Linked DNA regions of Homo sapiens: regions 1 and 2 are each linked to region 3. A link is an interaction called in ENCODE POLR2A ChIA-PET data of the cell type or tissue named here. Cell type or tissue: HepG2. All regions are shown on one strand.

Region 1 (8,000 bases), 160 kb before region 3:
TCCTCTCTCTCTTTCTTGATTGATACTTCTCCATAGGCCTTGCACCATGTAACTTTTCAAAGTTACTTTGTTTACTCTCTAGATGTTTCATAAAAATGGAGAGAGATTCTTGGCTGTTTTGTTCATTGCTGCTGTCCAGCTGCCTAGAGTGGATGAATGAATTGGATATTTAGTTATAAAGGAGCTTCATTGGGTTTGTGAGATTTGGGGGCTGGCCATAAACTCATGAAGAGTAGCTCACACCAAGACACAGGCCTTCCTGCACTAACTATTATCCGTGACTCTAGCATTTTTAGGGAAAAGTAACCTCATCTTTATGACACTAGAATTAATTTTTAGATTTTCTAGTGGGTGAATATTTTTAAAGCACTTAGAACAGTGCCTGGGACATGGTATGAGTTCTATTAAGCGTTTATTTTAAAAGCAACAAATACTTTATTAAGCATTTTGTGACAAAAAAAAATAGTGACAGAATGTGAGCCAAGACAAATAAACCTCAAGAGGTTCAGAGTAGCCCTAATTCTGGTGGAGAGTGGCTTTAATCATAATAGAGCTGGAGTCAAGTCTGATGACTTACTAGAAAAATAGCAATAGTCACATGCCCTCTCTATTCTGGAAGAAACAGAACTACCCTGTGTACTCGATGGGATTATAGATACAAAGAGATTTATGGAATGAACTCTAAAGAATTGGTTTTGAACTTAAGTCCGTAAAAAAATGGTTATGAAAAGAAAACTTCAAAGGTATGGACTGAGGCGATAGAAGAGGCAAAGGGCTTGTACGGCATCCACTCATTCATTAGATGGACAATTATGCCCCAAACACTATGTTAGGGGCTAGGAGCTGCCTTCTAGGATCTCATTATCTAGTGGGAAAAAGACAGGTTAACCAACAATGACTAATTCAGCCTTAGTACTACCATAGAGGTGAGCCTGGAGTGGGCTGTGAGCACGGGATTGCTTCCTCACCCTATTTGTGATATGAAAATAAACAAATCATTTGCTTCCAACTAAAGGTAGTGGACAGAACTCACCTGTTTTTATCTCTACTCCCTGAGGAAGTCCCATCAAAATGAAAGTAAGGAAATTGAAAAAGGCATGAACCAGTGGTTTTTAACCTTGGCTGAACTTTTGAAATAGCAGCAGAGATTTTTAAAAATCCTAGTGTCCAGCCTGTAGCCCAGATAAATTGAATCAGAACCTCTGCAGATGAGACTCAGGCATCAAGATTTTTATACTATATATTTTTTCAAAGAAAATAAGAGACAACCATACACATAAGAAATCAATAGCATTGAGAACTTGAAAAAGGCTGGGCCTGAAATTAACTTAGCAGAACTAATAATCCTAAAAACTGAACAATTTCTGGGGGAAGGAAGACCTGAAGGATACCCATTAGAAGCAGCAAGATCTTTCCTGTGGTAGAACTTTGGGAAGGTTCAGGAATTGGAGAGACTGGGTATGGGGTGAAGTGAAGAACTGGAAGATTGGTTGAAAGTCTGCATTTGGGACAGATGGCCCAGATTTTATCCCAAGACTGCCCCCATCCCTATCCCTGGTTTGTTCTCTGGAGAGGTGGAATGAGAAAGGGCCTCAGGTACAGTTGAGGAGAAATGTGAGGCTAGCCTTGCACGAGAGTCACTCTCCTGAACACCTTGATGCCCTTCTGAAAATACTGGCCATCAGATTTGTGCTGCCTGGCAGGAAACTGGAGGATGCAGCTCTGGGCAAACTGATCCAAGAGGGAAATCCAGTCAGATGCTGGCATGGGAGAGTCCAGGCCCCTTTGTAACACACCCTGCAGTGATGCCCACCCATCCACAAACCCATACATATATGCAAGATTCTTCTATCCAGCTTTGGAGACCTCACTTTGAATAAGAAAGGACATCAAAGATCACCAGATATTTGAGGAAAGTATCTAAAGTGAAAGACAAAGACCAAAACAGACAGGTGAAAGTAAATAAACAAAGGGAACTCAGAAACACACACACACACTCTACTGAGCAGAAAAAAATTAAAATATATGTGTAGATAGATAGTTATAGACATATAGACAGATGATGGATGGATGGATGGATGGATGGATGGATGGATGGATGGATGGATGGATGAAAGGAACAGTAGATAGATAGATAGATAGATAGATAGATAGATAGATAGATAGATAGATAGAAGGACTGTATTGCAAGGCATGACGCAGTGCTCTCACTGGTGGAGCACCTGTGCTCTGCAGCCAAAGTGTGAGTTTGTGTCCTGGCTTCATCACTTCCTAGCTGTGTGATGCTGGGCAAGTTACTTACCCTCTCTGTGTCTTCGTTTTCTCATCTGTAAAAAGAGGGATGTTAATGATGATGCTGTTCAAAGAACAAAAAGGAACTGTTGGGAATTATGAATATGATGGCAGAATATAAAGTTTTAGGTAAAAGTTGAGGAAATTCTAAGAATAATCAAAAAGACAAATGGAACATAGAAACAACAAGAAAAAGAGACACTAAATCTAAGAGGTACAAAATCAGAGTTGCAGGGAGAGACATACTCAGGGAGAGAAACAGACGTACAGAGAGACGAGAGAAATCATGAGAGTAATGACCAGCCTTTCCCAGTAGTAAAGGACACAAGTTCAGAGTGAAAGAGCCTCTTTAGTGCCCGCATGATTGATGGGGAAAAGACACAGTCTAGGGCACGTCACTGTGACATTTTTAAACCTTGACGATGAAATAAAGATCCCAAAAGTTTCCAGAGAGCAGAAAACAGATCACATAAAAAGAATTGGAACTTGAGTGGCAGAGGGGATAACCAAGTTCTAAGCAATGTGGACTGATTGTGGAAAGGCCACCCTATTTCCAGGACATAAAACTTAAAACTTGTTTGATTTAGATACATTTGTCACTGTAAAAATTAGCTCTTATGTATTTGGCAGAGTAGGGGCTCACCTCTGCTCAGTGATTCTCAAAATCCCATATCTCCTTTGTCCAGAAGCATCTATTCCTTTTATTTTTTTAATTAAGGTGAAAAAGTATTAAATTTACCTTCCTTTCTTCTTCCTTCACTTCCCTCTCCCTTTTCCTTGCCCCTCTTGTTTCTTCTCTCTTTCCCTTACTTTACCTTCTGAGCCTTCATACTTTTGCTGTGTCTATTTCTGTCTCTCTTTCTCCCTTTCTCTTTCTATCCACAGAAGTCTTATGTTTGTCTAATAATTGGCAGAAGAGATCTTTTTTTTTTTTTTGCTTTTTAAGTGATGAATAGTTGGCGTAACATCAAAGACAAGCCCTGTGGTTTTCTGGCTGCCCCAGAAGGGCGGTGCAGCTGGCAGGCATCCCAGCTGCCTGGTGATAGGCATGTGGAAGAGATACCAAGCTCACAGGTCACTGTGTATGTGTTCATGTACATGTGTTTTTCAGGCCAACAGCAAGCTGAAGCAGATTGAGAAGGAATACACTCAGAAGCTTGCCAAATCTTCACAGGTAAGCAACATTAAAAGACACAAAACAGGGTAAAACCAAAACAAAAATGAAACCTCCACATAAAAGCCTTGGCACTTTCAAGTTAAACTTCATTCTTTTCAGTTTTTTTTTGTGGAATGGTATCATATTTTTATGGGTATACAAATAAACAATATGGTTTTAATATTTCAGTCATTAAAAATCAAGAAAAATTAGGCATATTTAACCATTTGAAACAACACACACATGCACACACACACACATACACACACTCTCAGATGTTGTAAAACCAGCCTATACACTTGAACAAGCCCAGGCTGAAACATACTTCACAAGGACAGGAGATACACACCTACATTTGTGATGTAAGCAGTTTGGTACTATCTGTGCTTTTTTGGTAATACTCCATTTTGCTCTACCAAAGGCTTCTTCAAACAAAATTCAAAATGACAAATAATTCTAGGTTAAGTCTGCGGCTCAACTGTTGACTCTTTTTAGGACAAAGAGAATTCTAAGTCCCTACATCCATAACTTGCTATTTGTACTTACTGTTGTAGTTTTAGTATAAGAAAGGCCAATAATTGAATGCCTGTCTCTATTTGAAATATGATGCTCAGAGTACTTTTTCAGCATAAGTTATTATAGTGATATCCAGTAGTATCATTTAAGGAACTCCAAGTATTCCTTACTTGTATAAGTGATTCTAGAACAAATAAATACTACTTATCTTTACTTTGCAGGTAGGTAAGTTAAGCCATTTGGTTTTGTGAGCATATCTAATGATTGTTAAAATCAGCTTGTCTTCATATTTTTATATATATATACAGTGGTATTTGGTTAGTAAACTAGAATTTACCATACTACCACATAATGCCACATAATAGTAGTAACAACAACAACAAAAAGATAATAATATCTAATGTTCATGGGGCACTAACCATGTTGACTCATTCAGTCTTTCACAATAACTCTGGAATTAGGAACTATTACTGGTGCCATTTTTCCATTTGCGAAAACTGAGATTTAGAGAGATAAGATCACACAAGTTGGCAAGTGACTCAGCCAGGACCCAGTCTGGATCTGACTTCAAAGTGGAAGTTCTTAACCTTAACACTACCAGCCTGGCCCAATCCCTTCCTTTTATTTTATTTTATTTTATTTATTTATTTTTTTTTGAGACAGAGCCTCGCTCTGTTGCCCAGGCTGGAGTGCAGTGGTGCAATCTCGGCTCACTGCAAGCTCCACCTCCCTGATTCACGCCATTCTCCTGCCTCAGCCTCCCGAGTAGCTGGGACTACAGGTGCCCGCCACCACGCCCAGCTAATTTTTTGTATTTTTAGTAGAGACAGGGTTTCACCATATTGGTCAGGCTGGTCTTGAACTCCTGACCTCAGGTGATCCTCCCTCCTCATCCTCCCAAAATGCTGGGATTACAGGCATGAGCCACCGCACCTGGCCTAAAATTTCAGTTCTACTAATTCACATCCCATTAGAAAAGCAAAAAGTCTTTGTCCAAATGAAGAGTCGTATATGTTTATGTAAGAAATGATGATTATGTCTTGATTGCCATTATTCCAGCCCTTCCTTGAGGAAGGAACATGGAGAAATATCCTTTTAATCCACTGAAAAAGATTCTTGCAATCAAAAGAAATCTATTTAGGCCAAAAGTTAAAGTTTAAATTAAAACATTAAAAATCCCCAGTTGGCATATCCTAACATCCTGCTTATTTCGCTTTACGTTAAATGGGGGAAGCAGACCGAGAGTGAGATATAAGATAGCTAATAAAAATGCCTAAATAATGAGAGTGTAAACAGGAGTATTTATCTAAAGGAATGTATGAAGAAGCCTGATTAGTTGATGTTAAAACAAATTAAATGTAAGTTAATGCAGAAGAAAGCCTGAGCTCTGGAGTCCAGCACCCCTGGATTTGAATACCAGCCCTACCACTTCCGTGACCTTGAGCAAGTTACCCGCCCTCTTTGGAATTCAATTTCCTCATTTGTCAAATGGAGGAGCAGTACTAACCTCATAGGATGGTTTTAACTATTAAGTAAAACAATGCCAAAAATGTGTTCAGTATAGTACCTAGTACACACTAAAGCACTTAACGAATGTGAATTATTATAGTATCAGCACTAAAATTGCCATAGAGAAAGAGGAAAGGAGGCAGGGAAGAATGAAAAAAGGTTTGGAAGGTGGAACAAATTATTGCTTCAGACACCATGTTTTTGGGTGTTCACAAGGTGATAAAATCTCCCTGAAAAGCTTGGAGAGGCACAGGGTTGCTAACTGTTTTCCCAAGAAAAGACTTGAAGGTGGAGAAGGAAAAAGCAACTAGTAACAACTATCATATACTATTACCATCATTTCATTAATCAAGGGACAGCGCAACACCAAAAAATTCTTAGAAAGGATGTAATATAATCAAAGATAGTCCATCCTTCTCATAAAAGTTAGGATGATAACCTTACATTGATAATATTTTGTTTGCCAACTTCTAAATATTTATATCTGTGAACTGGCATTTGAGAAGCATTAGTCTACAATGCCAGTCAGTTCAGAGAAGCATGTCAGATTATTTAAAAATGAGCATTATAAAACAAGACTGTGGATTGGATCTCTCCATATTTAAGTGATAGTTTGTTGGAATCTCTAACTCATATCTCATTAGGCTGATGAGAACACTAAAAGCAAAGTGCTTAACTCTGTTGGGTTTTTAAAAATCCCTCTCTGAAAAAAAGAAAATGAATGCATTAGTAATGAATGTGTTGGTACCTCAGAGAGCATAAGATTAAATTTGGAAAATATTTTAAAGATTTTCCTCCTTTAGAGGAAGCTGCTTACTTTTCATGATTTTATCAAGCCTGTAGGACCTAATAGACCGTGTACACTGAAACTTTGGCACACCTGAGACCTGTGCCCCGTTCTGAGATCTGCAGCACTCACCCTCGCCACCACTGCAGTGTTTGCATCATCTCTGGGCACGCCCCCAAATATCATTTCCATCAGAATCACATTTTTTTTTATCTTAAGAAAAGAATGGAGACGATGCATACACTGCAGTGGTGGTGAGTGCTGGAGTTTAGTCCGCTTAAAACATTGAAATAATAAGTGATTATGTATTAACCTTGCCTCTTCAATATTAATATAGTTTTCCCCACTCAGCCTAGTCACCTAGTGGCCATTTTTCAAGGAAAGATACTGCCATTTTGCCAGAATGTCCATAGTTAGAAACATGGGCAGGACTGAAGTTGGAATGTCAGTTGAGCTTGCCTGCTGCCAAGGGACGAGTGTCTCCTACCACTGTCCCACACTACCCAATGCCTGATGCATATTAGTACCTGGGAATATTCCACATGACCCCTGTGCCCATCTCTATGCCAGCCTCCTGGGGGCCAACCCAGAATGCACAAGGCATCCACTTATTTTGTGAGGAGCGTCAGTGTTCACCTAACGTTCCTAAGCATGGCTTCTTAAGTAGCTTGTCTTCTTTATTGTATTATATTTTAAAGAAGAGTTTTATAAAAGTCTCAAACTGTACTACAAACTGAAAAGCAATAGAATGAGTTGAAGATGAAATCCTAACCCCTATTTAGGATCCTGTTTTTGTTTTTTTTTTAAGACCACTAACATTTTTGCAAAGCGTTAATTGCTTAACAATTATTATTAACTATTATGACTTTCATGAGTTCGGATGCTTACACCATCAGCTCAAAATAGCTCTCCTTTTTGTTTCTGAAAATACTAATTTTTAATATCCATATGAAAATTCTCTAATCTGCTTCTTTCATTGAAACTAATACAGTATAAACATTTAGTTGAGTGCTAGCATTTTGTTCTATGGTTTTTAATTATGATTCAATCAAAACTGGAGGGTTTTGATTATGATTGTATATATTAGCTTTCATTTTTCTTAGAAACTTTTAACATTATTATTCTATGAGAAGGGTAGGTTATCTGAATTCAATTTGCCAGGTGATGGCTTTTTATTACTTACCATGATTATAGTTCTACCACTTAAACTGGGTGCCAGTTATTACATACACTGAGCTAAGGAGAAAGTAGTCCATTTTCTTATACTCTGGGTCTACAACCAGTAGAGTTTTGTTCCTTACCTGAAGCATGTTAATCTGATTATTATGATTATTTCTCAATCTTAAAGTATTAAATCTTGTTTTTTTAATTATCCTTATTTTAGTTACTGTTCCATATCCGTATCACCTGTGAGTCTTTTAACCAAATAATTTATCTATTTATCTAGCCAAGTGTTTCACCTGAAGTGTTTTAACATTCTGCCCCTTATATCGCCTTCCTAAGTTTTAAAAATATCTTTCCAAAAATAATCTCATTATTTTCCCCAGAGGAATCTCTCCTTATTCCCCCAAAGAATGTAAGGTTTTATTTTCCACACAAAAGCAAGCACGTCCTTCTTAGAACATCCTGGACTTCACTTGTAGTCCTTTCCAAAACCTGCATTTTTTTCTTTTCTTTTCTTTTTTTTTTTTTTTTTTTTTTTGAGATGGAGTTTTACCCTTGTTGCCCAGGCTGGAGTGA
Region 2 (8,000 bases), 100 kb before region 3:
GCGAGAGCAGAAATCTCTAGAAAGACGTCCGGTCTTGCTACAGTACTACATCTGAAAGCCTCTCTCTGTTATATACCTTGTATTCTGGGAACATTTTTTAAAAAATTGTTTTTATCATTGTGACCTAGTATTTCTCTCTTCCAATAAAGTTTTCCTTTATTAAAAAACCTTTTAACCACTTTATAATTGAAATGAACTTGTGTTTCATTTATTCATTATTAAAAGGCATGTATCTGCCATCACTTTATTCTTGTTTAATTGACGCAGAACTACAAGAGAAAACTTTGGTAAGACTATACATAATTCCTTAATGTGTGGTTTTACAAGTTAAGGAGTGGCTTGAGCTGAATTATGTTCATACATATTATTAAAATAGCATTGACTAGATACTCTTTTTTCCCCAAACTCACAGAAAAGCCCTGTACTGTCACAAGTGCCATTCAATGGGCATGTTAGCTACCAGGTCCTTTTCCTCACCCTGAAGAGCCCATTAACATGTTCAATTTTTGACACTTTAATTTGCTCTCATTATTTTCAGATTTGGAACAAATCAAATTATCCTACAATGCTCTCCCTTTTAAAGAGTGCGGTGTGCGCTCATTGTTCTTGTGGAGCTGCTTATGTCGTTTACATTTTTCTTCTGGAAAGTGTCATTCTTTATTCCCGACCAGCAGAAAGCACTCTGAAAGTCAGGAGCGGTGTAGCTTCCCACAGCCAGCTGACTTACAGTATATTTAAAGGCAGATTTAATTGGGAGAAAAGAACTGTCTTTTCAGTAATGATGCCAGTTAACACTGCAGAGCTAGGAGAGGAGGGACAGTTCTGCAGAATAAACAATTTAACTGTTCAAGTTGGGTTTTGTTTCATATTTTTGACCCAGTGTTGGACATTCTGTTCTTTAATTATCTTGGGCTTTTCTCAGGAAGAAACTAAAAGTTGTGATTTTGTGTGTGTGTGAAATGTCAAATTTGAAGCTTTTTTGAATAAGGATGACACAACTTAAAGTCCGCGGTTGTACTTATTGAGCAATTGTGGTCATTTTCACATAGTCCTTATGTCAAATTCTGAGGTTGGAACTCTAATAACCTAATAATCTTTTAGAATATAAAACCAGGACCAGCTGCCAATATAAACTGTCATTTTCCTTTCATGCCGTACATTTTAACTTTTTTGAAAGTGAAATATTATTTGGTGACTTTTCAGTTTTTTAACTGATCTTTAATAGGTAACGAAAGTCATTTCTAAATACAACTGCTTTCTCTGATTAACTTTAGAAAGATCACACTTTACATCTTTATAAGGAAATTTTTAAAGGCCTGCCTTTTTGAAAAGCAAATGTAATTTGAATTCCATTTTAATAATACTGATAAAATATGGTTGACTTCGTAGTCTGTTCACTATGTGAAGTATGGAAAAAGGATCAGATCTAGTTATGTTACCCTGCCTTCTTTGGAACTTTCTTTTGGCTAGATTTCCGTAATATGTCATCCTAACTTCTCCTCAATTGCCTCCTGCCTATCTGGACTTCCACCAGATTTCTTGGCCTCCATCTCCTCCTCTGCCTGTCTGAGTGTGGGCATCACCCAAAGGGCAGGTTTTAGAACCTCTTCTCATTTTAGGAAACTTCCCTAAGGAAGTTTCCGCATTTGCACCTCTGTCTGAGAGCATGCCCCACTGTTCAGACCCACTGAGCAACGTGATCTGCTAGCCAGGGGTCCTAGTGAGCTCTGGTTGCTGTAACAATATCCCTTGGACAGGTTGGCTCCTAAACACAAAAGCTTATTTCCCATAGCTCTGGAGGCTGGGACATCCAAGATCAAAGCACCAGCAGATTCAGGGTCTGGGGAGAGCCTGCCTGATTCCTAGTTCGTTGACACCCATCTTTGTACTGTGTCCTCCCATGGTGGAAGGGGCCAGGGACCTCACTCAGAGCTTTTAGAAGGGCACCAGTCCCATTCTTGAGGACATTCCCTGCCAGAGGTCCTGTCTCCTAATAACCTTGGGGGTTAAGATTTCAACATACGAATTTGGAGGGGGCACGGATAGTGTCTAGCAATATTTGGAGTCTAGCAATAGTTCCTCCTTGAAGTCCCGCCAGCACCTTCAACCCAGCATGTCAGAAAGCACACTGCCCCACCGCTTCTGACTTGTGCTTAGCAAGAATTCACTATTTTCTGGTCACTCCATCTTAAAGCCTTGGGGTATCTCTGAGTCCCTTTTTTCCAATTCCCTGTCAACGGTTCCACTTCACCCATCCCCTTCTCCATATCCATCACCCTCTTTCCAGGCCTGTTGTCTTTGGCCTTCACTTTTGCAGCATCCTCTTTTTTTTTTTTAATCCCTTGACTTCACTGAGCAGAATTATTTCCTCAAGATTCAAGAGAAAAACACAATTGGGCGTGAATAGGGCCAAATGCTTCTGTGGAAAAAGGAAGAAAGTTAGCTTCTGGTTTTGGCATTTGGTAGATGACAAGTGACTGGTGTGAAAACTGACTCAGGAGAGCAGTGGGGACAGGGGGCAGGTGTAACGGGGTATGTAGTGAATGGGGCAGGGTGTGGGACGCCGAGTGTAGCACTCTCAGGGTTCTGCAGGTGAAGGCAAGGAGGGAGAGAAGCCAGGAAGTGGGGAACAACTCTTCGTTTAAGAGAAGGGAGAGGCATGCCATCTTTCTCTTCTGTGAAATAAAATTAAAGGAGTATTTTTTATTGTAGCAGAAACCAGATAATATATTATCAATTATTATCATTATGATATGTGTGTGTGTGTTCAGAGATAGATATAGACATTTGGAGGATATATTTGTGTATTTTGTGTCTCAGGACACATAATCACCTTTGGTTAAATGTGCCACATGAAGGACAGTCAGAAGCCCTGATGATTGAAGTAAATATCTTTAGGGAGTAGAGTTCAAATGTTTATGAGTTCCTTCCACAAACATGAATTCAGTGTCACCTGTGTACCAGGCATTGAGCTGGCTTGGCACTGGGCTTGCAGAGATGAAGAGAGGAGAGCCCTGAGCTGCAGTTGCATGCCACCCAGACATGTAAATTAATTCTCTTAAACACTAGATGGATGAAAGCCCAGAGAAGTCCATACTTAGCTCTTGTATAGATTAGGGCAATTACATCATTGAGCAGAGTAGGTGCGGTAGGGACTTCCAGGCAAAGAAAAGAGAAAATCAGTACAGAGTGGGAAAGAGGCAGCATGGAGTAGCACAAACATATTCAATTTGAAGTTACAAAAATATGTTAAAATTCCAGTCCAGGCCAGGCGTGGTGACTCACGCCTGTGATCCCAGCACTTTGGGAGGCTGAGATGGGTGGATCACAAGGACAGGAGATCGAGACCATCCTGGCTAACATGGTGAAACCTCGTCTCTACTAAAAATATAAAAAATTAGCCGGGTGTGGTGGCACATGCCTTTAATCCCAGCTACTTGGAGGCTGAGGCAGGAGAATCGCTTGAACCCGGGAGGTGGAGGTCGCAATGAGTCGAGATTGTGCCACTGCACTCCAGCCTGGGTGACAGAGCAAAACTCCGTCTCAAAAAAAAAAAAAAAAAAAAAATTCCAGTGCAGTGTCTTACTGCTAACCACATGGACTTGAGCAAGGTAGTTAACTGCATGGAGCCTCAATTACATCCTCTCTAACATAGATGGAATAATACTGGGTGCACAAAATTGTCGTAAGGGTTAAAAATAAAATCCACTCCGTGGATGATAGCTCCTGTTGTTATTGCTGATAATGACATCTGCACGGCATGCCAAGGCTTCCTACGGCACAGCGTGGCTGGAGACCAAGCCAGTTGATGAAGCCCCTTGTATGCTGTGCTAAGGAGTGAGAGCTGTCTCTCAGCGGGGCTGGAGTGTTGTTTAAGCATTTCAGTCAGGGAACAACATAATCAGATTTAAGTTTAAGAAGTTCACTCTGACAGTGGTGTGAGGATGGATTAGAGAGCAGGAAAAAGTGGTGACAAAAAAAATAGATAACTATTCTTCCCAATACAGTAATCATTACTTTCCCCAATTATGCAATAAAAGAAGCTGATAAGATCCTATTTGTTGGTAGCTATGAAAGTAGGGGGTGGGGGAAAGGCTACCTCATCAACAAGCACAGGAACTATTGCATTCATCCTTTTGGAAGTAGAACACAACAACAGAATTATAGACAATTCAAGAATGGAGAGATTTCCAAGCTCATTCTCAGACCTGGTTGAGTTGTAGATTTATGATCAAGTCTAATATCAAAGACACCCTAAAGCATGCAAGCTCATTCACAGACCATTTCACTTTTTAAATTAGTTCTTAGCCTGGGGTCCATTCACAGATGGGCTTCAGGCAATCTATGAATGTCCTACAGTGAGAGGCAAAATCATAAAACTATGGTTTTTCTCTTTCTAGGGAGTAACTACATAGCTTTCATCAGATTCTCAAAGGAGTCTAGAACCTCCCAAAAGGTTAAGAACCACTGTTTATCTGGACATAAAAAAGACTGGCATTGTGTTTGCAGGAATCTTTAATGGACACTAATTTAGCCATTGTGTCTGAACTCGTGTCTCCACCTGGATGTGTAATAGGCATTTCAAACTGAAGCCAACTGAGGCTGAGCTCCGGCTCCTCTCCCCCAACACCTGCCCTGTCTCTGTGAATGCCAACTGCAGTCTTAGCTCCTCAGGCCAGAATCCCTGGGGTCCTGTTTTTTCCTCTCTCTGCTTCCACTCCTTCAGGGCCATCATCTCTATTTCATACCTGGACCTGATCCTTCCTTCATCAGCTGCTACCACCTGGCCCCGCTCTCCATCTTCCCTTTCCTGGTGTTACAGTGGCCTCTCCCCTGCTCTCTGCCTCTGCCTTGCCCCTCAGTCTGCTCTTCAGACAACAATGAAAGCAGCACCTGCTCCCCACCCCCCAGCAACTTCCTGTCTATCTCTGGGCAAAATCTAAAGCCTTTGACCTGCAAGACTCCACGTAACCTGATGTGACTTGAACCCTGTTATGTCCTTGACTTCACTGCTGCTGCTTTGATCACTCTCAACAGTGACCTTATGGCTTCCACAAACATACCATCTCGGAGTCATTCCACATGCAGTGGCTATTGCTTGGAAGGCTCTTCCTGTGGAAATTTACATGTGACTTGCTCTCTCTTGTCCTTCAGGTCTTCGCCCAGCTGGGCCTTCTTGGACCATCTATTTAAAATCTCAATCCCCTCTTCCTCACACCACTCCAGAATGTCCCCTTCCCTGCTTTATTTTTCTTCTGCACTCATCACGGTTATATAATACACTTACTGTTTGCTTATTGCCTACCTCCACCCCATTATAATCTAAGCATGTGAATGCAAGGATTTTTTTTTTTTTTTTTTTTTTTGAGACAGGGTCTCATTCTGTCACCCAGACTGGAGTGCAGTGACACAATCATAGCCCACTGCAGCTTCAAACTCCTGGGCTCAAGTGATCCTCCTGCCTCAGCATCCTAAGTAGCTGGGACCACAGGTTTGCACCCCCACACCCAGCTAATTAAATTTTAAAAAATTGTAGAAAAGATCTTGCTATGTTGCCCAGGCTGATCTTGAATTCCTAGTTTCAAGTGATCCTCCTGCCTTAGCCTTTGAAAGTGCTGAGATCACAGATGTGAACCACTGTGCCCGACCGGAGTTTTTTTTTTTTTTTTTTTTTTTTTGGTCTGTTTTCTTTCATTGCTATGTCTAGAGTACCTATCGTAATTCTTGACACACAGCAGGAACTCACTAATATTGACTGGATGAAATGAATTTTGTGAATTTGGCACCTTTGCTGTTACCACCCCATGCATTCTGCTCACTGTAACTTTCCATGTAGTATTTCTGTAATTACATTGGATTGTTTGAATGGACAATCCAGTGTCATTATAGAAATAGCACATGGAAACTACAAGTTCTTTTTCTAGTTCATCTCTTTACTTAACATAGTAATTGATGCAGTGGTAATTATTGGTCTTTGTGGTTTCCATTTCCCATATTAACCTGAATGCTATTTCAAACAGCTACTTGGCAAAGGAAAGAGTTCACCTCTTTCCATTTCTTACAAGTTCCTCAAGTTCCATACCATCCTCTCTGACTTTATAAAGAAATTCCTTTAAGGCTGCTATAATTTACTCAAATTATCATAATATAATTTTGAAAAATGTTATGCTGGTCAGATATTACAATTCCTATCCGTCACAATGATATTCAGAGTGTAAGTGTACATTGCAGGTGTCCTGAGGGAGCCATTTTCATTGCAATAGTGTTATGCTTTATTACATATGCTTTATTACATGCTTGTGGTTCTGTGCTGGGAATATGAGACATTTTAATATATGATTGACATCTGCCAATTTGTCTATTTTATAACTTTGGAATTTTTTATACTAGGTATTCTTAAAGCAGAAAACATCTTGGCCTGACACACAAAAGTCTGGTATTGTTTGCCTGAATGCTTTGGAACAAGAGTAATAAACTAGAGATCTGAGGCCTTTTTAGTGCCAGTTCATGGTGTAGAACTATTTTTCCAAGTGTGCTAATTATTAATGATATCTTTATTTTATACCGTTTCAGGTTTTACAAGATGAATTAGAAAACCGTTCTAATCAGGTGCGATGTGCAGAGAAAAAATTACAACACAAAGAATTGGAGTCACAGGAACAGGTACCCTCTCCTTTACTATTTGACTCTCTTGTTTACTTTCTCTAGGTCAAGAAGTGTGTGCAGCCAGGTGCAGTGGCTCACACCTGTAATCTCAGCACTTTGGGAGGCCGAGGTGGGTGGATCACCTGAAGTTAGGAGTTCGAGACTAGCCTGGCCAACATGGTGAAACCCTGTCTCTACTAAAAATACAAAAATTAACTGGGTGTGGTGGCAGGTGCCTGTAATCCCAGTTACTTGGGAGGCTGAGGCAGGGGAATTACTTGAACCCGGGAGGCAGAGGTTGCAGTGAGCCGAGATCGCACCATTGCACTCCAGCCTGGGTGACAAGAACAAAACTCCGTCTCAAAAAAAAAAACAAGTTTACACATTGCCTGTTTCAGTTAAGATGCTTTGGGTGCAAGTAACAGAATATCCCACCCATGGTTCACATAAAAAATAAAGCAATTTATTACCTCACAGAACAAGAAGTCCACAAGTAAAGCATTCTCATGACTCTCCCTCCGGTGCTGGCTTCATTCTAGAACCAACTTCAAGATGGCTGCAGCAGTGCCAGGCATTCTGCCCAGATCTGCACTATTCGGAGGCAGAAAAGGGCTGCCAGTTTCTAGGGCCTAATGAGTAAGGAAATCTTTCCTGGAAACTACCCCCTCCCTTTACATGTCATTGGCCAGAGAAGGTCACATGCTTAGCCTGGCATACCCAGTCCCTGGCTAAAGAACTGAGTATACAAAACTAGCCTAGAATAATCAGGACCCACCTGCTGGTGATGAAACTGGGAGAAGAATGAAAACTGGAACAAAAAGGAGGGGAAATGGAGTGTTGAGTATGCAGCCAACAGTGTCTGCTATGTCATCATTTCAAAATAAATGGATATTATTTTGCTTAGAGGCATAAATCACATTTTCTTTTGAATTTTAGTTTTCTCCTTTTTCTTTCCATTCTTTTCAAAATAATGTAATATAACCCAGAATAGTATGGCTGTGACAATAGCTAATGACCTATTTTATTTTTAAATGACAGCATTATTTTCACCCAACTCTTCTGGTTATAATAAATTACACTTAGTGGTAATTTTGACAATTTAAACTAAAAAGTCAACATGTATCACTAGAGACCATGAATCTTGATGAAACCCTTTATAAATGCATTGCCCTCAGCTGTTGAGTGTAGCGTTGCTAATATTGATCTAAGTGCCACCAATCCATTATGTACAGAAACAGTCATAGGAATTGACAGATGTTTATACATTGGTTGTAAAACTCAGTACAGGAATATTGGCATATTATATTAGCTTATTCTGAATTTGGGGGAAGGGAAAACACAAAAGTAAGGCTGAT
Region 3 (8,000 bases):
AGCAGACCTGGTGACCGGGCCAACATCTTTATTTTATGAATGAGAAAATAACATTTCAAAAGCCAAGATGGCTTGCCTGGAGAGCACCCGTGAATTGGTAGTAGCAGAACCCCCACCAAAGGCAGAGCTGACTCCCACAGCTAGAGCTGGATGAGCAGACAGGACCTGGGGAAGAAAGGAAGACTGCATCCAACTAGAACATTGCCCCAGGGAGACCCAACACTTGTATGACACTGGCATCAGCCCTGGCTAGCATCTTTCCAAGGCCTCCTGGCGGCTTCTTGCCCTGCACACCTGTGCGTTGCCCTTCAGTAAATCCCAAAGCCAGAGGGGGCCTCCCCTGGGTCATCATGGCCCCTGGGGTGCCATCCCCTGATTTATTGGGCTGATTGCCCAGCTCAGGTCTCCATTCTAGGGGTTGGAGAGGTTGGAGGGGAGCTCAATAGACTTCCTGGCCACCAAAATTGGGAGGCCTTCCTGGCGCATGGCTTCAGGCTGTCCTTTCGGCTGTTAGAAGTTTAACAAAAAGCCTTTGAAATGGATAGATGCTTGACCAGCTGCCAGGGCAGCTATAGCCTCTCTGCAAACTCGGGGCAGGGCTCTCTGACCACATTCCTAGGCCCAACCAGTGGGAAGGCTGGGTGCTGGGGGAGGTTACTAGAATATCTTCACCACTGCCAACATGCCTCAGCCCCACCAACCCTCCTTTGGGCTTCTACAGAGAGCCATCTGAGTCCTCCAAGGACCAGGAAATGCACCCCAGACCCACCAGGGCAACACAGTGCTCCACACAGAGTGTGATTCTGTAAATGTTTCCTGAGTGCAGGTAGAGTGCAGAGGCCTCTGTCCAGCTCTCAGGAGACAATCACCAGCACACCTGAGAAGACTGTGGCCCATCCATCTGCAGCCCTCACTCCATTCCTTACAAAATATGGCTGTCACAGTGGCTCATACCTGTAACCCTAGCTCTGAGTAGGAGGATTGGTTGAGGCCAGGAATTCAAGACCAGCCTGGGCTGCGTGACAGAGTGAGACCTCGTCTCTGTAGGAAAAAAAAAACAATATATATATGTATGGCAGGGTGGGGGAGAGAGAGAGAGAGAAGGTCTCGCTCTGTCACCCAGGCTGAAGTACAGTGGTTTGATCATGGCTCACTGCAGCTTGAGGTGGGCTCAAGGATCCTCCCACCTCAGCCTCTCCAGGTGAGTTGGGACTACAGGTATGCACCACCACATCCAACTAATTTTTTTAAAAAATTTTGTAGACATAAGGTCTCACTCTGTTGCCCAGACTGGTCTCAAACTCCTGGGCTCAAGTGATCCACCTGCCTCAGCCTCCCAAAGTGCTGGGATTACAGGTGTGAGGGACCGTGTCAGGCTGAAATAATTTCTTCTTCTTCTTCTTCTTTTTTTTTTTTTGAGATGGAGCCTTGCTCTGTCGCCCAGGTTGAAGTGCAATGGCTTATTCTCACTCCACCGCAACCTCTGCCTCTCGGGTTCAAGTGATTCTCCTGCCTCAGCCTCTCGAGTAGTTGGGACTACAGGCATGTGCCACCACGCCCGGCTAATTTTTGTATTTTTAGTAGAGATGAGGCTTCACCATATTGACCAGGCTGGTCTCTGATTCCTGACCTCAAATGATCCAACCATCTCAGCCTCCCAAAGTGCTGGCATTACAGGCGTGAGCCACCATGCCCGGCCTCTGTCTCTATTCTTTAAAAAACCAAAAACACCAAAAGCTTCTCTGAAGCAGTATAAATGTACCCTAGGGAAAGAGACTGCAGCATCTCAAGACACAAGCCATACTTGGGCCTCAGGTGGAAGAATCAAAGGAGGGCAGGAGAGAGCTGGGGACCTCCTACTCCGTCTGCAACTGACTCTTGTACCGTGGTGTGGCTGCCCTGCAGCTGCCAGACCTTTGCAGAAAGGCTGTATTGGGAAGATGACTCTGGCCAGAGCCAGCAGCCGCCTTGATTTTATTACCTTTTAACACTCATGATCTAACTAGCTGACCAAATTTCACTTCCAACCTTTTATCCCCCTTTCTGGTTTTTTAAGCTCAGAAAGAAACACTGTGGCCGGGCGTGGTGGCTCACGCCTGTAATCCCAGCACTTTGGGAGGCCGAGGTGGGCGGATCACGAGGTCAAGAGATCAAGACCAGCCTGGCCAACATGGTGAAACCCCATCTCTACTAAAAATACAAAAATTAGCCAGGTGTGGTGGTGCACGCCTGTAATCCCAGCTACTCGGGAGGCTGAAGCCCGAGAATCGCTTGAACCCGGGAGGCGGAGGCTGCAGTGAGCTGAGATCGTGCCACTGTACTCCAGCCTGGGCAACTGAGCGAGACTCCATCTCAAAAAAAAAAAAAAAAAAAAGAAAGAAAGAAAGAAAAGAGAAACACTGTGGCCAACTGTGCCTGGATTATCAGAGATCATAGAGAGTGTTCCCTGAAGAAGGGCAGGTAATGTGTAGCGGTGTGTAACATAGACTCTCCTTGATCACAGATAGGCTATGCATTCATTTGATTTGTTCTTGGAAAATTCTGATGATTAGCTGGGCATGGTGGTGTGCACCTGTCATCCCAGCTTACTTGGGAGGTTTGAGGTGGGAGGATTACTTGAGCCCAGGAGTTCAAGGCTGCCAAGAGCCATGATCACACCACTGCACTCCAGCCTGGATGACACAGCGAGCCCCTGCCTCAAAATTAAGAATAAAAATAAATAAAATAAAATTATGGCGAATATTCAATGTAGCCTGATACAGGGAAATGATATGATTTGTTCCACAATCCAATCCAAAAACTTTGAAAATCATCTGCTAATTTAGATTTTTTTTTTTGAGACAAGGTCTTGCTTTGTTGCCAAGGCTGGAGTGCAGTAGTGCAATTTCGGCTCACTGCAACCTCCACCTCCCCGGTTCAAGCGATTCTCCTGCCTCAGCCTCCCAAGTAGCTGGGATCACAGGTGTATGCCACCACACACAGCTAATTTTTGTATTTTTACTAGAGACGGGGTTTCACCATGTTGGCCAGGCTGGTCTCAAACTCCTGACCTCAGGTGATCCACCCGCCTCAGCCTCCCAGTGCTGGTAACTCATGTCTATAATGAGCCGCTATGCCTGGCCACTAATGTAGATATTATACAAGGCAGCCTACATCCTCTTAGAGAAGAGAGAACTTGGTGGTAACTGAAAACATCTGTAGTATGGCCTGTCCTTGCCCCCAGAGAGGCTGCATGGACAGTGCCCTCTGCACTGTCTTCCCCAGAGCTCCTGTCAGCAAAGGGGTGCCTGAAGCCAGGGTCGCCAGTCCTTGGCTCTGGGACAAAACTGGTCCATGTGTGAAACTGGATGCTGGGAACGTATTGCCAACCTTTGATTTTTATGATGTTGTAAACCCAGATGTCTTAGCTCAGACATATGTGTAATGTATTGGAACAAGCCCAGACTTTGAAGTCAGACAGACTTGTGTTCAAGTCCAGACCCTGCCGTTCACTGACCAGCTTAGCTTGGGCAAGTCCCACAGGCTCTCAGATCCTCAGTATTCCCGGTGGTGTGTGGTGGGTCCCGCATGAAAGACACCTACCTGTGCTGGGCCCCTGCTTTGGGTGAAGTTCTGGAAATGCAAAGGTGAATGAATCTTTTCCTTGCCCTTAAAGAGCTCACACTGTAGAGCTGTGGGCACAGGTTCCCGTGCTGTGCAATGGGGTGGGGACTTTGAGGTAGACACTGGGGGTGGCCAGGAGAGCCTGGCCATCCTGGAGCATGGCACAGACTCCCCGTCCCCCTCACTCTCATCCCCACATCTGGGGCACCAGGGTTCCCACAGTGAGGTGGGGCATAAACCCTGCCTGGCAGAGAGGCCGACAGAGGTTATACAGGCGTTCCCTGACAGTTCAGATGTTACAGTCAGAGTCTCGTTGTTTTCTTGCAGTCTTGAGGCTCCAGACAAGTCAGCTTTGTAAATGGGCCTAGGGTACAGATTTGAATGTTTCAGAGGGAGATGCTCTGCTTTTGGGTCTATCAGTGACAGGACCCAGTGGGCTGTCAAGGGGAAGGGGGAAAGGGATGGTGTCCCAGCCATGTCATCCACAGTCCTGGTTTTCCAAGAGAAAGGTGACTTCCGTGCGTCATTATAACAGGGAAGAGGTTAACCTGGAAGCTCAATGGTTCTGGGACACTGTGGAAGGCTGGCCTGGCCCTGGAGGGTGGGGGGCAGGACAGGCAGTTGACATATGGGTGGCTGAGTGTGTCTGGCTGGATCAGGAGTGCGGGCGGCCAGCGAGCTGGCACCGGGCCTGGTTAAAGGCCTATCAGAGTCTCATTGACTGGCTGTCTTTGATCTCTGTTTATTCACAAGTCTGAAGAGGTAACGCCCGTGCTCAGTGATTAATTGCATTTTGGGTGGAGACCACATGCCTTAGTGATAGCTGCAGCCACAGGGACAGACCAAGGTTTCTGTCAGTATCCAGCCTTGAAGGTCAAAGTTCTCCCTATGCACCTTCTCATCACCTGCATGAAGCTTGCAAAGGCAGCCGCCAACCTGTAGGGGACATTCAGTAAATGTCACTTTTCTCCCTGCTGGCCCTTGTCTGACATTACTCAGCATTTCAGAAGTGGCATATACTATGGACTTACAACAAGCCTTGAACATTCTTGGAAAACTTGCCCAAGCTGGAATCCCATTTTTATCTTTATAACCATCTTAGAGATGAGTAGGGCAGGTAGAGTCGTTGTGATTGTGGAGATAAAGAGCACTGAGTAACCGATGGATGGGAACTTGGCCTTCCCCACATTAGTTAACCAGTCAGTGGCAGCCCTTGGATGGGCCCCGATTCTTGCAGCAAAGCCCTATTGTAGCCACTGATGTGGTTCTCGGTTAGCTGGTGAGGTCAGTATGGGGTCATTCCTTGCTTGCCAAATCCCTTGTCCACTCCCAGCTGGAAAAAATTTTTTCGAGTTATAAAGTCCCCATAATCCCGGAAAAGGAGCTGATGCGGCTGTCCTGTTTTGGGCTTTCCTCGACATTCTAGATTTGAACCATACTAAGTACTTCCCAAGCAGGAATTCCTGGCTGGCCCTGGCTAGTCATGAGATGCACTGGAAGTCCCTGGGCAGCCTCACATGGCACCAGATGCCCTCAGTGCTCTGCTCTCCAACCCCCTCTCTCCCCACCCCCACCCCACCCTGGAGACCAGCTTCTTCCTGCTTCACTCGCAGCGTTTCCTGCTGCCTCTCTGGTGGAAGCTTCTAGAATGTGTTTTGCTGGCAACTGGGAGAGCAGCAAGTGTCTGCATACCTTTAATCTCCTCCCAGCCCTTAACTAGTGGTGGACAGATGCTGGGGTATAAATCCTCCAGCTCCCTTGTCCCCAAGCCAGAACAGTGGTGAGCAGTGGGCTACGCTGTCTCCAGATTTCCCCATGGGTGGAACCAAAGTCCCCCCTCTGTGGACACTGCTCGGTGTCACAGCCTTGCTTGGCTTCCTTCCCTTCCATTCCCTCGCTCCCCTGCAGGATTTTCCTTACAGTTTTCCTAGTAATTCACATGCATTCCCCTCACAGAGTCAGTTTCTGGGGAGCCCTATCTAAGACAGTTGCTGAAATAAAATGTGAATATCTAAACAAATATGATCGCTTACATTCGTGTAATGGACTCCCATGGGGTCCCTGCTGCCTGAATCCTACCTCTCATTACATCCAGCCCCAACACGCCCACAACAGGGAGCTTTCTAAAACCCAGCTCAGGTTACGTAGCTCCTCCACTACCCAGTTTAAGACAATTTATCTGCGAAGTCAAGGCCATACTCCTAGCAGAGCCCTGGGTTTCTCCTTGATCTGGCCACAACAACTTCCACTCCAGACAGCCCCCTGTGGGTTACGTACTGTCCGGCTCCACAGGGAGCCATCCCCTCTCCCAAGGCTGCGTCGAGCTTCAGAGCCTGTGCTCATGCTGTTCCATCTTCCAGGTTTGCCCTTCTCAGTTTCCTTGAGCTGATTTTACCCCTTGTCATCTCCTGTAAAGTAGACTCAGTGCCCCCTTTTGCTCCCCTAGCACCCTGGGTACATCTCCACCTTGGTCGTTACCCTGTTTCTATGTTGATCTCTCACACAATGAGAGCTCCTGAAGAGCAAAAGTCCGGGTCTGACCATTGCTGACACTGCCCCCGAGTCTAAGCCAGTGCCCACCTGGCAGGCACCTGACATGTGGGTCAGAACAACCTGGTGATGCTCCCAGAGGAGCTCCATGAAACATGGTGCTATGGACCCAATCTGTCTCCCCAAAATTCCCATGTTGATGCCCTGACCCCCAATATTCAGAGATGGGGCCTTTGGGAGGTGATTAGGTTCAGATGAGGTCATGAGGATGGGGCCCTCATGGTGGGATTAGTGCCCCTATAAGAGGAGACACAAAGGCCAGGCACAGTGGCTCACGTCTGTAATCCCAGCACTTAGGGAGGCTGAGGCAGGCTGATCACCTGAGGTCAGGAGTTTGACACCAGCCTGGCCAACATGGTGAAACCCCATCTCTACTAAAAATACAATACAAAAATTAGCCGGGCGTGGTGGCGTGTGCCTGTAATCTCAGCTACTGGGGAGGCTGAGGCAGGGCAATCGCTGGAACCCAGGAGGCAGAGGCTACAGTGAGCTGAGATCGTGCCACTGCACTCCAGCCTGGGCAATAAGAGTGAGACTGCATCTAAAAAAAAAAAAAAAAAAAGAGATGCCAGAGAGCTTGCTCTCTCTCTGTCTCTCAGCCATAGCAGGACATAGCCAGAAGGCAGCCCTCTGCAAGCCAGAAAGAGAGCCCTCACCAGGAACCAAAGACGTCAGCATCTTCATCTTGGACTTCCAGCCTCCAGAACTGTGAGAAGTAAATATCTGTGATTTAACCACCCAGTGTATGGTGTTTTGCTATGGCAGCCCAAGCTGACTAATGCACATGGGTACAGTAAACCCAAATGTACATTTCTGGGCAAATACCAAAGATCCTGTTCTAGAATTCAGTGTCAAGACCTACCAAATATTTTTTAGGGTTGGTTTTTCTTAATTATGGGAGAAAGAATTGAGGCATTTCTGTCCATTAATTTTACCTGTATGTAATGACAATTACATCCATTGTTTTAGGCTATCTTGATCCAGGGTGGTCTAAAAATCACTGGGCTAAGCTGCTGACCCCTCAGCCTGACCTCCTGAGTCTCCAGAGAAAAGCTCTGGAATCCGGCTTTGTGTAGACCTCCCCCAGGACTCTGATGCAGAGAACAGGTGCAGCCCATGGTGCTGTCTAGCACCCCTGGACCTAAAAGCTCTAAGGCCAGGTCTGAAACTGAACTCATGAATGCTCTCACTCCAAGATCCCACTTGATCTGTTTGATCTATTTGATCCAGTGTGATCTGTTTGATATTTAAGTTTTATGAATTGTTTGCAAGTGACATACAATGTCAACAGTGAGTCAGGCACCCCCAAAGCCAAATAGGGTGGATTCATCAGAGATAAAAGCAACCAGCGAGACTGGCCTGCAAGAGTCATCCCGGCCACTCTCAAGGCATGTGAACGTTAGCCTCACCTTCCAAGGCCCAAAGTCCCTGCTCTTCCTGAGGTTCTCTTGGATCGGCCAGAGGGGCCCGTGTATGCGCTCTGCATTCTGCCTCGGGTTGGGGGGTTGGCTAAGAAGGGATCTCCTAGCTTCTGGGCCCTGAGCAGCAATCAGAGCCTCCTGGGGCCTGCGGGACTTCCTGGTGGCGCCACCAGCCCTTTTAGTGCCAGCACGTTGGCCTTGGCTTTGCTGGCTCTTCCAGCAGCCAGCACTGTCCCTGCCAGGAACTGTGATCCCACAGCCAAGGCTTTGTAGCCTCTTCATGGAGAGAGAGGCTGTGCAGCTTCCTCTTCAGCTGGGCCAGGGTCCCTTGGGGTTCCCTTTCTTCCAAGGCCACATCCCTTAAGAAACAAAGCAAGTCCTTCTCAGGTGCTCGTGATCCTTGCAGGGGGTGCCTCAAGGACCTTC

Evidence for each region. ChIA-PET counts read pairs that join two places held together with the same protein. Peaks named below come from ENCODE experiments on the same cell type or tissue, not always from the same donor. Only the 100,000 strongest peaks of a DNase experiment are listed, where the experiment ranks them.
Region 1: POLR2A ChIA-PET joins it to region 3 with 8 read pairs; 1 of 35 experiments calls an interaction of 5 or more read pairs at or near these places.
Region 2: POLR2A ChIA-PET joins it to region 3 with 6 read pairs; 3 of 35 experiments call an interaction of 5 or more read pairs at or near these places.

What each region holds. Positions count from the first base shown.
Region 1 is chr17:65,746,128-65,754,127 of GRCh38, reverse strand. It overlaps CEP112 (centrosomal protein 112), which reads left to right. Exons shown (of 27, transcript NM_001199165.4): 22 at 3,404-3,466. Among named protein-coding and RNA genes, the nearest start is that of AXIN2, 190 kb to the right of the region's middle. In HepG2, no CTCF peak of the experiment used is centred here; DNase peaks (open chromatin) are centred at 3,307 and 4,477; H3K4me3 peaks cover 521 bases.
Region 2 is chr17:65,687,792-65,695,791 of GRCh38, reverse strand. It overlaps CEP112 (centrosomal protein 112), which reads left to right. Exons shown (of 27, transcript NM_001199165.4): 24 at 6,574-6,663. Among named protein-coding and RNA genes, the nearest start is that of AXIN2, 130 kb to the right of the region's middle. In HepG2, no CTCF peak of the experiment used is centred here; a DNase peak (open chromatin) is centred at 4,991; H3K4me3 peaks cover 342 bases.
Region 3 is chr17:65,584,905-65,592,904 of GRCh38, reverse strand. No RefSeq gene overlaps it. Among named protein-coding and RNA genes, the nearest start is that of AXIN2, 27 kb to the right of the region's middle. In HepG2, a CTCF peak has its summit at 4,552; DNase peaks (open chromatin) are centred at 564, 4,424 and 7,464; H3K4me3 peaks cover 553 bases.